2 separate regions of the Homo sapiens genome follow, and region 2 is linked to region 1. Evidence: chromatin contacts called from ENCODE Hi-C or POLR2A ChIA-PET data. All regions are on one chromosome and are shown on one strand. The core of a region is the stretch at or near the end of the contact, and the rest is flanking DNA. Distances in the headings are between cores, read along the strand shown. Region 1 holds the start of GEMIN4 (gem nuclear organelle associated protein 4). Region 2 overlaps NXN (nucleoredoxin).

What was found. Hi-C counts contacts between places; a loop is a spot of excess contacts on that map. ChIA-PET counts read pairs that join two places held with the same protein, here RNA polymerase II (POLR2A). Pooled maps may share reads with other maps.
Region 2: a map with no recorded cell type shows a loop between it and region 1 (6-fold over the local background). The contact joins the enhancer-like site here to the promoter of GEMIN4 in region 1. A Hi-C loop is called at or near these places in 1 of 37 single-sample maps with no recorded cell type and 2 of 50 pooled maps. POLR2A ChIA-PET finds 5 or more read pairs at or near these places in 5 of 52 experiments (HCT116, MCF 10A, OCI-LY7 and 2 more).

Annotation. Positions count from the first base shown.
Region 1 is chr17:750,917-756,862 of GRCh38, forward strand. It overlaps GEMIN4 (gem nuclear organelle associated protein 4), which reads right to left and starts at 1,348. Exons shown (of 2, transcript NM_015721.3): 1 at 1,217-1,348. The coding sequence starts at 1,226. It also overlaps the pseudogene DBIL5P. RefSeq lists an enhancer at 628-687 and silencers at 868-1,287, 1,468-1,727.
Region 2 is chr17:877,009-883,457 of GRCh38, forward strand. All of the region lies in intron 1 of NXN (nucleoredoxin), which reads right to left. Among named protein-coding and RNA genes, the nearest start is that of MRM3, 98 kb to the left of the region's middle. Within about 2 kb of position 2,748, at least 27 of the 41 ENCODE cell types and tissues checked have a DNase peak (open chromatin) inside an H3K27ac peak, as active enhancers do.

The sequences.
Region 1 (5,946 bases), core at 98-2,597:
GAGGCTCTCCCAGGGTCCCAAAATATAGTCCCTCCTGACGCTGTAAATTTAATTTTATTGCATTATTGGCTTAGTTGAGCAGATGTTTGGCCCTAAACACCTGCCTTCCAGGCGCATTAAGTACGCACAGTTTGAAGTAGTAAGTCCCAGGGCGGTTACTAGCTGGAAAATACTCCGGTACTCTATCATGGATGGTTAACTAGTGCTTGCCACAGCCCGCTTCTTAGGTTTATTAAGCACCTACTCCATGCCAGACACTGTGCTAGGTGGTACACAGGTAAGATCTCTTCTATTCACAATCACCTTTTGAGGACTAGTATTCCTGCTCTAGAGATAAGGACACTGAGGCGCAGAAACGATTTGCTGAGGGTGTCCCAGCCTGAATGTGGTGGGGCTGGGAAGCAATTACGGCTGAGGGGCTCCAAGCCCTTAGAGCTCTGCCATTCCGCTCCTGAAAAGCTGTCTGGGGGCGGGGACCAGACCATTTCCCCCCAGCCTACTACTGCTGACACATCTCGGGGTGCCTCACCCCCAGCTCTCCCAGAACAGCCTCCTGGTCTTAGCAGCGTGTGCCAAGATTTAGCAGGGAGCATCTAGTTCCTATGGGCTCCCTCCCAGACCTTGCCTGTAAGATTCTGAATCCGGACGCACGCAGGTTCACAAAGTGATACCTCAGGAGCGCAGCCGCCCCCACCGCGGGTGTGACCCGCGCAACCCCACAAGGGACACTGTACCTCGGCGATCTCAATGCAAAGTCGCCCAAAACTCAGTGGGGAGACACACTTCCATTCTCCCCGCTCTGTCGATGAGGAAACGTCATGAGCGTAAGACACTTGGAGCGTTAAGACACTTGCTCAAGAACGCAGCTGCCGTTCAGGAAATGAGGCCGTCGGGGCGCCCAGGGGTGCTCGGAGGGAGCCCGTTTCCCAAAGCACGTGCGCGAGCCCCGGGCGCTTCCAAGGGCTCTAACTTCACGTCTGCTCCGTGTTTTCAAGCGCAGGGGGCCGGAGGCGGCAAGACGCGGCCCAACGCGCGGCGGGACCCGGACCACCCCCCGCCAAGGCCACCCCGGGACCCCTAGACCCGCCCCGACGCGGGGGACGTTTCGGTCCGGGCCCGCGCGAGCGTGCGCGACAGGAGGAGACGCGACGGGGCAGCACCGCTCTGGTGGCGCATTGCTGGACGCAGCCCGGGGCCGGGGAGCCGCGGCACCCACCTAGGTCCATGGCGGCGACGCCGGCGGCTGCGCGGGGCTAACGCCCCCTCCCCTCCGAGAACTCGAACGCGGCGCGGGACGCACGGCACGATGGGAGACGCAGGAGCCACGGCGGCCGCGCTTAGGCCTGCTCACAACCTCCGCCCGGCCCCGCCCACAGCCTCCGCCGCGCACGCGCAGTCCTCACGAACGAGCGCGCCAAGCGCACAGCGCCGCCTTCCGGCAGAGCCCTCCCACCAGCCCTCAGGTACCCGGACGTCGCTCACTAGACCCCTCCGCACCGTCCCCTGCCCGGCCCCTCTTCCGGGGTCCCAGCGGGTCGGGCTCATGATTCCCCGGCCCCGCATTCACCCTCACCCGGTAACCCCGGGCGTGCCCCGCACACAGTTCACCCCCACCGAGCGCCTCCCCCGGGACGCCCACCACCCAGCGCGGCCGCACCACGCGAGGCTTCCACTCCCACCCGCCCAGCTCGCGCCACATACAGTCCCTCAACGCGCTCCTGCCGCGCCGCCCCCTCCAGACAGCAGCGTTCCGGATCCTAGACGCTTTTTGACGGCTGGTCCTCCCCAGAAAATGCGCCGTGTGAGCCCAAACATGGTGGGGTTTACGCTGGACCCCGAGCTTGCAATCTGTGCTTGACAAAACACAAACATCGCGTGCCTGTCTCCTCCCCCTGAGATCGAGTAGTAACAGCCACTCCAACTCTCCACCTCCAGCTTCTAGCACCAGGGACCGCCTCCACCACCCCATGTGCCAAGTGGAGTTCGAGCTGCGCGGCCCTCAAGCAGCTGAAGGGTCCCGTGAGCGATCAGGAGAAGCTGCTGGTCTACGGCTTGTACAAACAGGCCACCCAGGGCGACTGCGACATCCCCGGCCCTCCGGCCTCAGACGTGAGAGCCAGGGCCAAGTGGGAGGCTTGGAGCGCGAAAAAAGGGGCGTCCAAGATGGACGCCATGAGGGGCTACGCGGCCAAAGTGGAGGAGCTGACGAAGAAGGAAGTGGGGGGCGTGGAGCGCGAACAAAGGGGCGTGCAAGATGGACGCCATGAGGGGCTACGCGGCCAAAGTGGAGGAGCTGACGAAGAAGGAAGTGGGGGGCGTGGAGCGCGAACAAAGGGGCGTCCAAGATGGACGCCATGAGGGGCTACGCGGCCAAAGTGGAGGAGCTGACGAAGAAGGAAGTGGGGGGCGTGGAGCGCGAACAAAGGGGCGTCCAAGATGGACGCCATGAGGGGCTACGCGGCCAAAGTGGAGGAGCTGACGAAGAAGGAAGTGGGGGGCGTGGAGCGCGAACAAAGGGGCGTCCAAGATGGACGCCATGAGGGGCTACGCGGCCAGAGTGAGGAGATGAGGAAGAAGGAGGCTGGCTGAGGGCTCCTCGGGAATGGAAAGGGCTTCTTAGACCTTGATGGCTGAAATGTCCTGAAACTGTCGCAAGCTTAGCCGAGACATCAATAAATCACTTAAACTGCATGAGAGTGACTGCTGTTGGAAAGGAGAAACTCGGTGACTGAGTGCTGGGGAGGCGTCCAAATACACAGACTAACTTTTTGTATGGTTTTGGGTGGAGTTCCCAGCTCTCCTATTACAAGAGCGTATGTAGGTATTTGGAAGGACGAGGGGGACAGTGTGCTGTGGAAATGCCCAAGATCTGAGGGCAGGAGACCATTCTCCAGTGACAGCCTCTTGGGAGGTTGAGGCCCCAGCCCCTTATCTCTTCAAGGCTGATTTACTAATACCCCAGCACCACAGAGGGGAGAGGGACTCTGTCCTCCTAAACACTAAAGTCAAGTCCAAAAGCCCCCACTGGAACACAGGGCCTACCCGGTTCATGTTTTGAGGGAGACCAAGCTTTCCGTGATGATAATGTGATGAAACAATTGATGCGCCAGAACACAGCAGTTTAGAAACAATGGAGCAGATGGTGTCAAAATCCCAGCCCCAGAAAGGCTCACCTAAGGCCGGGCAACCAAAATGTTCCCGGGACTATTCTGTACTTAACCCTGGTTTCTGCTTAGGGGACGGTGGGACAATATGCATATGGATGTCTATGTGGGATTTGTTGCAAGAGCACAACACACCCCTTGACCTATGCAAGTGCCAGAGTGTCTGAGCCCAGCTTCTACTCCTGTTAATGATCACAGGAGCCTCATACACAACCATTGTGCATGGCGGCTGGAGTATGGAGTAGTAAATGGTATCCAGAAAGGCAGGTCTACGGTGGCATATGGGATTTCCTGGTACTTCTTCTTTAATAGAAACTATCTTCACAGATCATGACATCAGGTCAGCTGCAGTTCTCACTGGGACCAATAAACAATAGAAGCAACAACCATAAAGACTTAAGAGGACAAAGGAAACCAAACCTCACTGTGTGTCTTCAAGATCTGTTCACATAGTTGCAGGAAGTTGCTGTAGACAAAGTACATTACTAAAGAATGAAGCCCACCCAGGACATCACAGCAACGAAAGAACTATTTCTGGTAACTGTGGACCAGGTGAGAGCCACACTGTAGAACAGCAGTGCTGCCCTCTCTTCTTTGGCGAATGTTATGAAGACATTCTGATGCACTTAGGATCATGATTCATGTTAAATGTAAATTAATTGTAAAAATAATACATCTTGCTCCAAAATGTGGTGACAATTTAGAAGCTGTCCACATAGCCAGACCACTCTGTAAATCACAGAACCTAGAAAGTAAAAATGTGCCATAATTAGGACAGCAGAAAGTAACAGTAAAATAAAGTTTTAAAAAAAAAAACAGAAAATAAGGATTTATCTATTTGTATTTGCTTAAGAAGAGGTTACCTATAGGATGCAGGGGGAATGGGATTGATGGGCATGGGGTATACTGTGAAAGGAAAATAAAATCTTGGGACCAAATTCACTAAGCGAAAAGGAAAAGTTAAGCTTGGAAATTGAGTCATGGAATATGCAAAAAACTTCCTTTTGTTCCTAAACAGATAAGCTACAAGACAGAAGGCCACATATCTCCCCAGGTGGTCTCCCTCACCTGACAATATAAATTAACAGCTTATCTTCATAGGTAAGGGACAAAGACAACACCAGAAACCATCCCTCACCAGCCGAGACAAAACATAGATGTACTGAGCTGAATGCATAACTGTTCCTCTGCCTGCTGCTTTCACTGTAACATATAGATTTGGTGAGCAGTAAATGTAGATTTACTGAGCTGAATGCATAACTGTTCCTCTGCCCGCTCCTTTCACTGTAACATGTAGATTTGGTGAGCGCTAAATGTAGATTTACTGAGCTGAATGCATAACTGACTGTTCGTCTGCCCGCTCCTTTCACTGTAACATGTAGATTTGGTGAGCACTAAATGTAGATTTACTGAGCTGAATGCATAACTGAGTGTTCCTCTGCCCGCTCCTTTCACTGTAACATGTAGAGTTGGTGAGCGCTAAATGTAGATTTACTGAGCTGAATGCAAAACTGACTGTTCCTCTGCCTGCTCCTTTCACTGTAACATGTAGATTTGGTGAGTGCTAAATGTAGACTTACTGAGCTGAATGCGTAACTGTTCCTCTGCCCGCTCCTTTCACTGTAACATGTAGATTTGGTGAGCACTAAATGTAGATTTACTGAGCTGAATGCAAAACTGACTGTTCCTCTGCCTGCTCCTTTCACTGTAACATGTAGATTTGGTGAGTGCTAAATGTAGATTTACTGAGCTGAATGCAAAACTGACTGTTCCTCTACCCCCTCCTTTCACTGTGACATGTAGATTTGGTGAGCGCTGATCAAAGCCTAATAAGAATGTAACCACTTATCTCCCTACCTACCCTCCTGTATTTTTCCTTTCCCTCTTCCCTCCCTTCCTGCTCTTTCCCTTTTAAATACTTGTTAGGAATAATGCTCAAAATCCTAAGGAAATAGAACACTCGAACAAAGGATTCTTAGCAAAGCAATTTTACTTCTGTGCAGAGGGGTGCCTCCTTGGCCAGTTGTCATGAGAGCACACCTGAACAAAGGGGCACGAGAGCCTTTGTTCCTGACACAAGTCCTGCCCCTCTACCCTTTCCCCATTGGCCGGGGTCAGGTCGTACAATCTAAACTAATCGCGCTTGGCTAAACATTTGATTTTTTTAGATAGGGTGGGCCCGTAAAAGAAAGCGGAGAGGAAGGGGAAGGGGTGTCTGTAATGAGCTAGAAAGTTAGTCCTCTTTCCAAATAAGGAAAGGAATGTGAGCTGGTACTGATAACGCCTGGTGCTGTGGCGTGCCTGGGCATCTCACAAAGGCAAAAAGGGAAAAGGAGAAAAAGGGGGCGGGGCGCTATGAATTAAAGAATAAAAGATTGATCAGATTATTTGAAGAGAAACGTCGTCATATCCCACATACTGAGGCCCTAAAAATCCTCTCTGGAAAGTGTGCGGGGGCCACAGATCTGTGGTTGTGTCTCAGGCACATCCTCAGCCTTGGCAAAATAAACCTCTAAATGGGCGAGACTTGTCTCAGACACTTACCCGGTTTACAATACCTTTTCATATTGTTTTCATTTTTGAACCATGTGGCTCTATTGCTTTATATAAAGAGGATGAGGCAAGGGCACTTCTTTATTATCATTGAAGTCAGAGTAAATTTACTATTGATTTCCCCTGAGGTTGGGGTAAGAACTCTTAGAACAAACAGGGAAACTTCTCAACTCTTACCCTGAATTTCAACGGACACGTTGGAGGTCTCCTGAAAACTCTGGCTGCTAAG
Region 2 (6,449 bases), core at 1,498-3,997, 130 kb after region 1:
GGCAGAGGTTGCAGTGAGCTGAGATTGCACCACTGCACTCCAGCCTGGGTGACAGAGTGAAACTCTGTCTCGAAAACAAACAAAAAAACTAATTCTTAATATATTAAACAAACGTACTAAACAACTATGGGAACAGCGACGGTGTTGTTTTTTTTTGGAGACGGAGTCTCACTCTGTCGCCCAGGCTGGAGTGCAGTGGCATGATCTCGGCTCACTGCAAGCTCCGCCTCCCAGGTTGATGCCATTCTCCTGCCTCAGCCTCCTGGTAGCTGAGACTACTGGCGCCCGCCACCAAGCCCGGCTAATTTTTTGTATTTTTAGTACAGGCGGGGTTTCACCATGTTGGCCAGGATGGTCTCGATCTCCTGACCTCGTGATCCACCTGCCTCAGCCTCCCAAAGTGCTGGAATTACAGGCGTGAGCCACCGCGCCCGGCCGCGACTGTGTTTTTCAAACAGCTGCATTTACCAGCCACTACTGGATTCCTTCTACGTGTGAAGCCCTGTGCTAAAGGCTGGGAACAGAAAGATAATTGATACACGAGCCTTTCTTTCCTTTATGGAAGGCCCAGCCCCATACGGAAGACGGACGCGTACATAAACTATTAGGATACAGGAAAAGCGCGATACTACTGGCACATAGAGGAAATCGGGGAAGATGCTTAGAACAATGTCTGGGGCACACGCTCAGTGCTTTACAAAATACTCGTTATTTTTACCATCTAACCTTGTGAGTTAGAGCGACTGAAGAGGAAAGGCCGTAGCGTCTGAGCTGCTCTGTGAAGAATGAACCGGTTTTCACCAGGCAGGCCAGGAGTGGGATAGGGCGAGGCATCCAAGAAACAGCAAGAGGCAGGCAGAGCTCAGCACACGTTTTTCCAGACTGTGAACCATGAAGCTCTGAAGGCTGCTAGGAGGGCCACGGGAGCTGTGGGAGAGGGTGAGGCTGGAGCCCTGTGGGCTAACAGACAGGGCTCTAATTCGTGACATCGTGGCAACAAACTATTAGAAATGAGGCTAGACCTGGAAGCCCTGGGGGCACAGTCTGGAGGGGAGACAGACGAGAGCTAAGTAGAATGCAGGCAATGACGCCGTAACAGAGATCTGCACAGCGACCATTGCACAGCGTGGGGGCAGGCTTCTGAGAGGAGGTAACATGCTGAAAAGACAACGTGTACAGCTGACATTAGTACACAACCTCATCGGAGAGAGAAGAAGCGGAGGGAATCCCAGGAGCAGGGGCCATCATGCTCAAAGGTTCCAAGGTACGGCAATGGGCGATGTGTCTGGGGACCCTGGGGGTCGACCAGTGTGGCTGAGCAGAGTGTGCAAAGGTGAGGATGCTAGAAGGCCAGGTGCGGTTTCGGGGCGGGGCAGGGGTTGCCCTTGAAGGTGGGGTTTGGGGGTGGGGGAGGGGGTGCCCTTGAAGGAGGGGTTTGCGGGCGGGGGTGGGGGGACCTTGAAGGTGGGGTGTGGGGGCAGGGGAGGGGGTGCCCTTGAAGGTGGGGTTTGGGGGCAGGGGAGGGGGTGCCCTTGAAGTCCACGCCAGGGAGTTTGGGTTGGATCCACCCGTAATGAGGGCTGGCCCATAGGGCAGTGACGTGAACAACTGGTACTGTAGCCAGGTTGTTCTGGGAGCTGTGTAGACAGGGTGAGACTGGAAGTTGGTGGACTCATTAAGGGACTAGTGAAACAATAGTGCCCCAACCTGATTGAACCCAGTGAATGGGGGGAAATGAGAATGTCAAGGCCTGTAGCTTGGGTAGATGCGTCAGTGAGACCCTATTCATAACCAGAGCCTAAAAAAACACGCAGAGCCAGTTAAAAGCTCTAATATGTGTTTAAAGAACAAATTAATGAAAGAATGCGTAGACAGGCCAGGTGCGGTGGCTCACGCCTGTAATCCCAGCACTTTGGGAGGCTGAGGTGGGTGGATCACCTGAGGTCAGGAGTTCAAGACCAGCCTGACCAACATGGCGAAACCCTCTCTCTACTAAAAATACAAAAACTAGCCAGGTGTGGTGGCAGGCGCCTCTAATCCCAGCTACTCGGGAGGCTGAGGCAGGAGAATCACTTGAACCCGGGAGGCAGAGGTTTTAGTGAGCCAAGATCGCGCCATTGCACTCCAGCCTGGGCAACAAGAGAGAAACTCTGTCTCAAAAAAAACAACAAGTAGACAGAGAGGGAAGGAGAAGGAGAGAACAAAGCGGAAGAAAAACTAGTGAAGAGCAGGGAAAGGAATCTGGGTTTTTTTTGTTTTGGTTTGGTTTTTGGTTTTTGGTTTTTTGTTTTTTTTTTTTGAGACAGAGTCTCACTCTGTCACCCAGTCTGGAGTGCAGTGGCACGATCTCAGCTCACTATAGCCTCCGTCTCCCAGGTTCAAGCGATTCTCCCGCCTCAGCCTCCCAAGTAGCTCAGATTACAGGCGCCCACCATGCCAGGCTAATTTTTGAATTTTTAGTAGAGACGGGGTCTCACCAAGTTGGCCAGGCTGGTCTTGAACTCCTGACCTCAAATGATCCACCCGCCTCGGCCTCCCAAAGTGCTGGGACTACAGGCATGAGCCACCGCGCCCGGCCACGAGTCTGGTTTTAAACCCGTGGAGCTAAAGGTTTCTGGCAAGCAGGGAAAGGACACGACTCATTGACTGAGAAGCAGGAGGCGTCCAACACAAAGGCCTCTTGGGAACCCGCTGGGGTTTGGCGGGCGTCACCTTTCTGCATCTTGGGAGGAGAGCTGGTGGGAGGAGCTTTTCTGCAGGTGTCTCTTTCTAGCCTCCGGCAGGGGGCGGCAACAGAAGACGGTTCAGAAGAAAGAATGTGGCCAAGTATGTGTATTTCAAGCCAAAGGATTCTAGAAACTTCTCTCACAGGTACGGAATCCAACCACAGTGCCCACTGTGGTGAAGCCACTGCGCTGGTCCGAGAAGAAAGTGACAAACAAAATGACATGGAGCCCAATTCATCCTGAGAGCAGAACCTCGGAGCCATGTGGTTAAGATGGAAATTCCACTTTTAGTCCAAGCAAATCTTCTGATGTATCAAGTTTGAGGGTGAGGTTTCATTAAAGGAATTTAAAATAAAAAAGTGAGATCACAGCAAATTTTTTAAAATGATTGTTTCAGTGAAGGGAAAAAAGGTCTTTATCCTTATTCAGGGCGTAATTCCTGATCCTGGTCCCCGGAGACAACACCCACCCTTGGGCGAATCATTCCTGGGGACGGAGGAATGAGGGAGGCGTCTCTTTATTTCCGGGGGCGGAGGAGTGAGGGAGGCGTCTCTTTATTTCCTTGTATATAAAATACAAGAACTAAATACCTTGGATTAACAACCAGGGCTGGGGTTTGTGATAAGGCTGTGATTAGGACCACATAAAAGGAGAAAACGTCTTAATAAGAACTTCTTTGTGGCCTGTTAGAGCCTTTCTTAGGAAACTAATAAGTTACACTTTTCCTGGAGAGAAAATCTTGGAAATGACCCATTTCCCCAACAGGACATCATTTCCGGTCATTCACATGTGGTCAAGTTAAAAAAGATCGTTTGAACCTAGCTCAGCCAGGCCAGGGAGAAAATTAAAAATAAGTGTTTATTTTTCTGATTAAAGCCAAACAATGAGACTCAAAATAGGCCACACAAAACCCACAGAATCTTCCAAGTTCGCCTGAGCTAATGCATCCAAGGACGTCCACTCACAGGGGAAGAAGCAGAGGGGCTGGCCTTCTCCTAAGGGGGCAGGGCTGGAGATCTGTCAAATTCCTTATCCATATCTAGGAGCAGAGCTTCCTTTTGGCCAAAAGAGTAAGCTGACTGCGAAGGACAGATACTTCCAAGCAGACACTAAGTAATGCAGTTGGTTTGATAACAGGACAGATGAAAATGGAAGGCCTCCTCCGAAAATCCCACAGCCTGGGCCAGGGCTCCAAGGGGCTGACTGGTTCCTGTGGTTCAAATCTCTGCAAACGTCTCCTTCCCTCCTGCCCCATCTACGGCAGGTAGCTGAGCCGTGGCCCAGGCTCTGGGAGTGCACACTCTCAACAAGCAGATATGAACAGACACGTCCAGAAAGTAGATAGGTGGACAGCCAGTAAGAATATGCAAAGGTGTCATCAAGGAAATGCAAATTAAAATGATTTCACACTGACTAGAATAGCAAAAGTAAAACACACCCACAGTATCAAACCCGGGTGAGGACGTGGAGCAAGTGCGAGTCTCACACTCCGCTGCCGGGGACATAAATGGTGCAAACACTTTGTTGTTGTTTGAGACAGGATCTCACTGTTACCCAGGCTGGAGTGCAGTGGTGCGATCTCAGCTCGCCGCAGCACCCCAGACTCAAGTGATCCTCCAGCTTCCCGGGTAGCTGGGATTAGAAACGCGTACCACCACACTCGAAAATTTTCCATTGAGACGGGGTTTCGCCATGTTGCTCAGGCTAGTCTCAAACTCCCGGGCTCAAGAAATCTGCCTGCCTTGGCCTCCCAAAGTGCTGGGATTACAGGCGTGAGCCGCCATGCCTGGTCAGTACAACCACTTTGAAGAACCGTTTGGTCCATCTTATGAAGGTAAATGTTCATTTACCTGATAATCGACTCAGAATTCTACCGCTCAGGATTCCTACTCATCAGTATTTACCCAAGATAATTTTTTTAAGTCCATAAAAATGTTTATAACAGCCTTCCCCACCCCAAACTGACAACAACTCACATACATCCATCATTGGAAGAATGGATACACTGTGACAAGATGCTCGTCCAATGGGACACTTCTCAGCAATAAGAAGGAACAAACTGATGTATACAAAAACAAGGATAAACCTCACAATCATGCTGAGCAAATGAAGCCCGACACAAAATAACACTGACTGTACGATTCCATTTCCATGACGGTCTACAGGCAAAACTAAATTACAGTGACAGAAAACCAAAGCGACGGATGGGAGGGGGAGTCACCAGAGAGGCTCAGCAGGGGACTGTGCAGGGAGATGGAAATGTTCTTGGTCTTGTTTGGATAATTGTTCATATCGGTATAACAGCTGTTCAAACACACTGAGCTGGGTCCTTAAGAACCATGAATTTTATTGTGTTAAATTAAACCTAAAAAAAGAACTCATACCAACAAGAAGGAGAAAAAAATAATTTGTCTTCATCTCATCTAGAGCCAGGTAACTGAGAATTCCAGCGTGGGCACAGGGTGCTGCCTCCTGAGCACGGCCACCTTCCCACAAGTGACCACCTCCCCTCCCTCCCTCCCTGCCTTTCCCTGCCATGGTTCCCTGTCTCCATGAATGGAACCAACTACCCTCCACCCAGTGTCCCCAAACCAGAAACCTGGCAGTCCTTCCCCATGCTTCTCTCTTCCTCATTTCTGCTCAGTCACTTCCTAGACAGCTCCTGAATGAGGCGGAGCCCTCCCCCGTCTCTGCCCCAACTGCCTCAATTGCAGGGGTTTCTTTTGTTTGTTTTGTTTTGTTTTGTTTTGAGATGGAGTCTCGCTCTGTCACCCAGGCTGGAGTGCAGTGGCGCAATCTCGGCTCACTGCAAGCTCCGCCTCCCGGGTTCACGCCATTCTCCTGCCTCAGCCTCCCATGTAACTGGGACTTCAGGCGCCCACCACCATGCCCGGCTAATTTTTTGTATTTTTAGTAGAGACAGGGTTTCACCGTGTTAGCCAGGATGGTCTCGATCTCCTGACCTCGTGATCTGCCTGCCTTGGCCTCCCAAAGTGCTGGGATTATAGGCGTTAGCCACCGCACCCGGCCTCTTTGTTTTGTTTTTGAGACGTTGTCTTGCTCTGTCGCCCAGGCTGGAGTGCAGTGGCGCGATCTTGGCTTGCTGCAACCTCTGTCTCCCGGGTTCAAGCGATTCTCTTGCCTCAGCTTCCCTAGTAGCTGGAATTACAGGCGCCCGCCACCACGCCCAGCTAATTTTAGTAGACACAGGGTTTCACCATGTTGGCCAGGCTGGTCTGGAACTCCTGACCTCAGGTGATCTGTTCATCTTGGCCTCCTAAAGCATTGGGATTACAGGCGTGAGCCCCCGTCTCCACTAAAAGATAAAAATAAAACTTGGCTGTGTGTAGTGGCGTGCACCTCGAGTCCTAGCTACTTGGGGAAGGCTACACCTGGCCAACTTCCTATTTTTAAATGGAAAGAAAAAAACACACACCAGGGCCTTGTTTCCTATCTCTCCTGCCCATTCCTTCTCTCTCCACAACTCAGACAGCGACGGTGTCAATCAGGCCAGTAAGGGAAAGGCTGGGGGAAGACGATGCTGACTGTCTCTTACTGAATCTGTTTCTGAGACATGGAAACACCCTGTTCACAGAGGCCTCTCTTCCTCCCACCCCTGCCCCCCGCCCAGAACTCCCAGCAGAAGCTGCTCACTGGCTGTTGTCAAAGTAGTCTTTGTTCTTGGAGTTGAACCAGCACAGGCCTCAAATTTCCATCCACAGC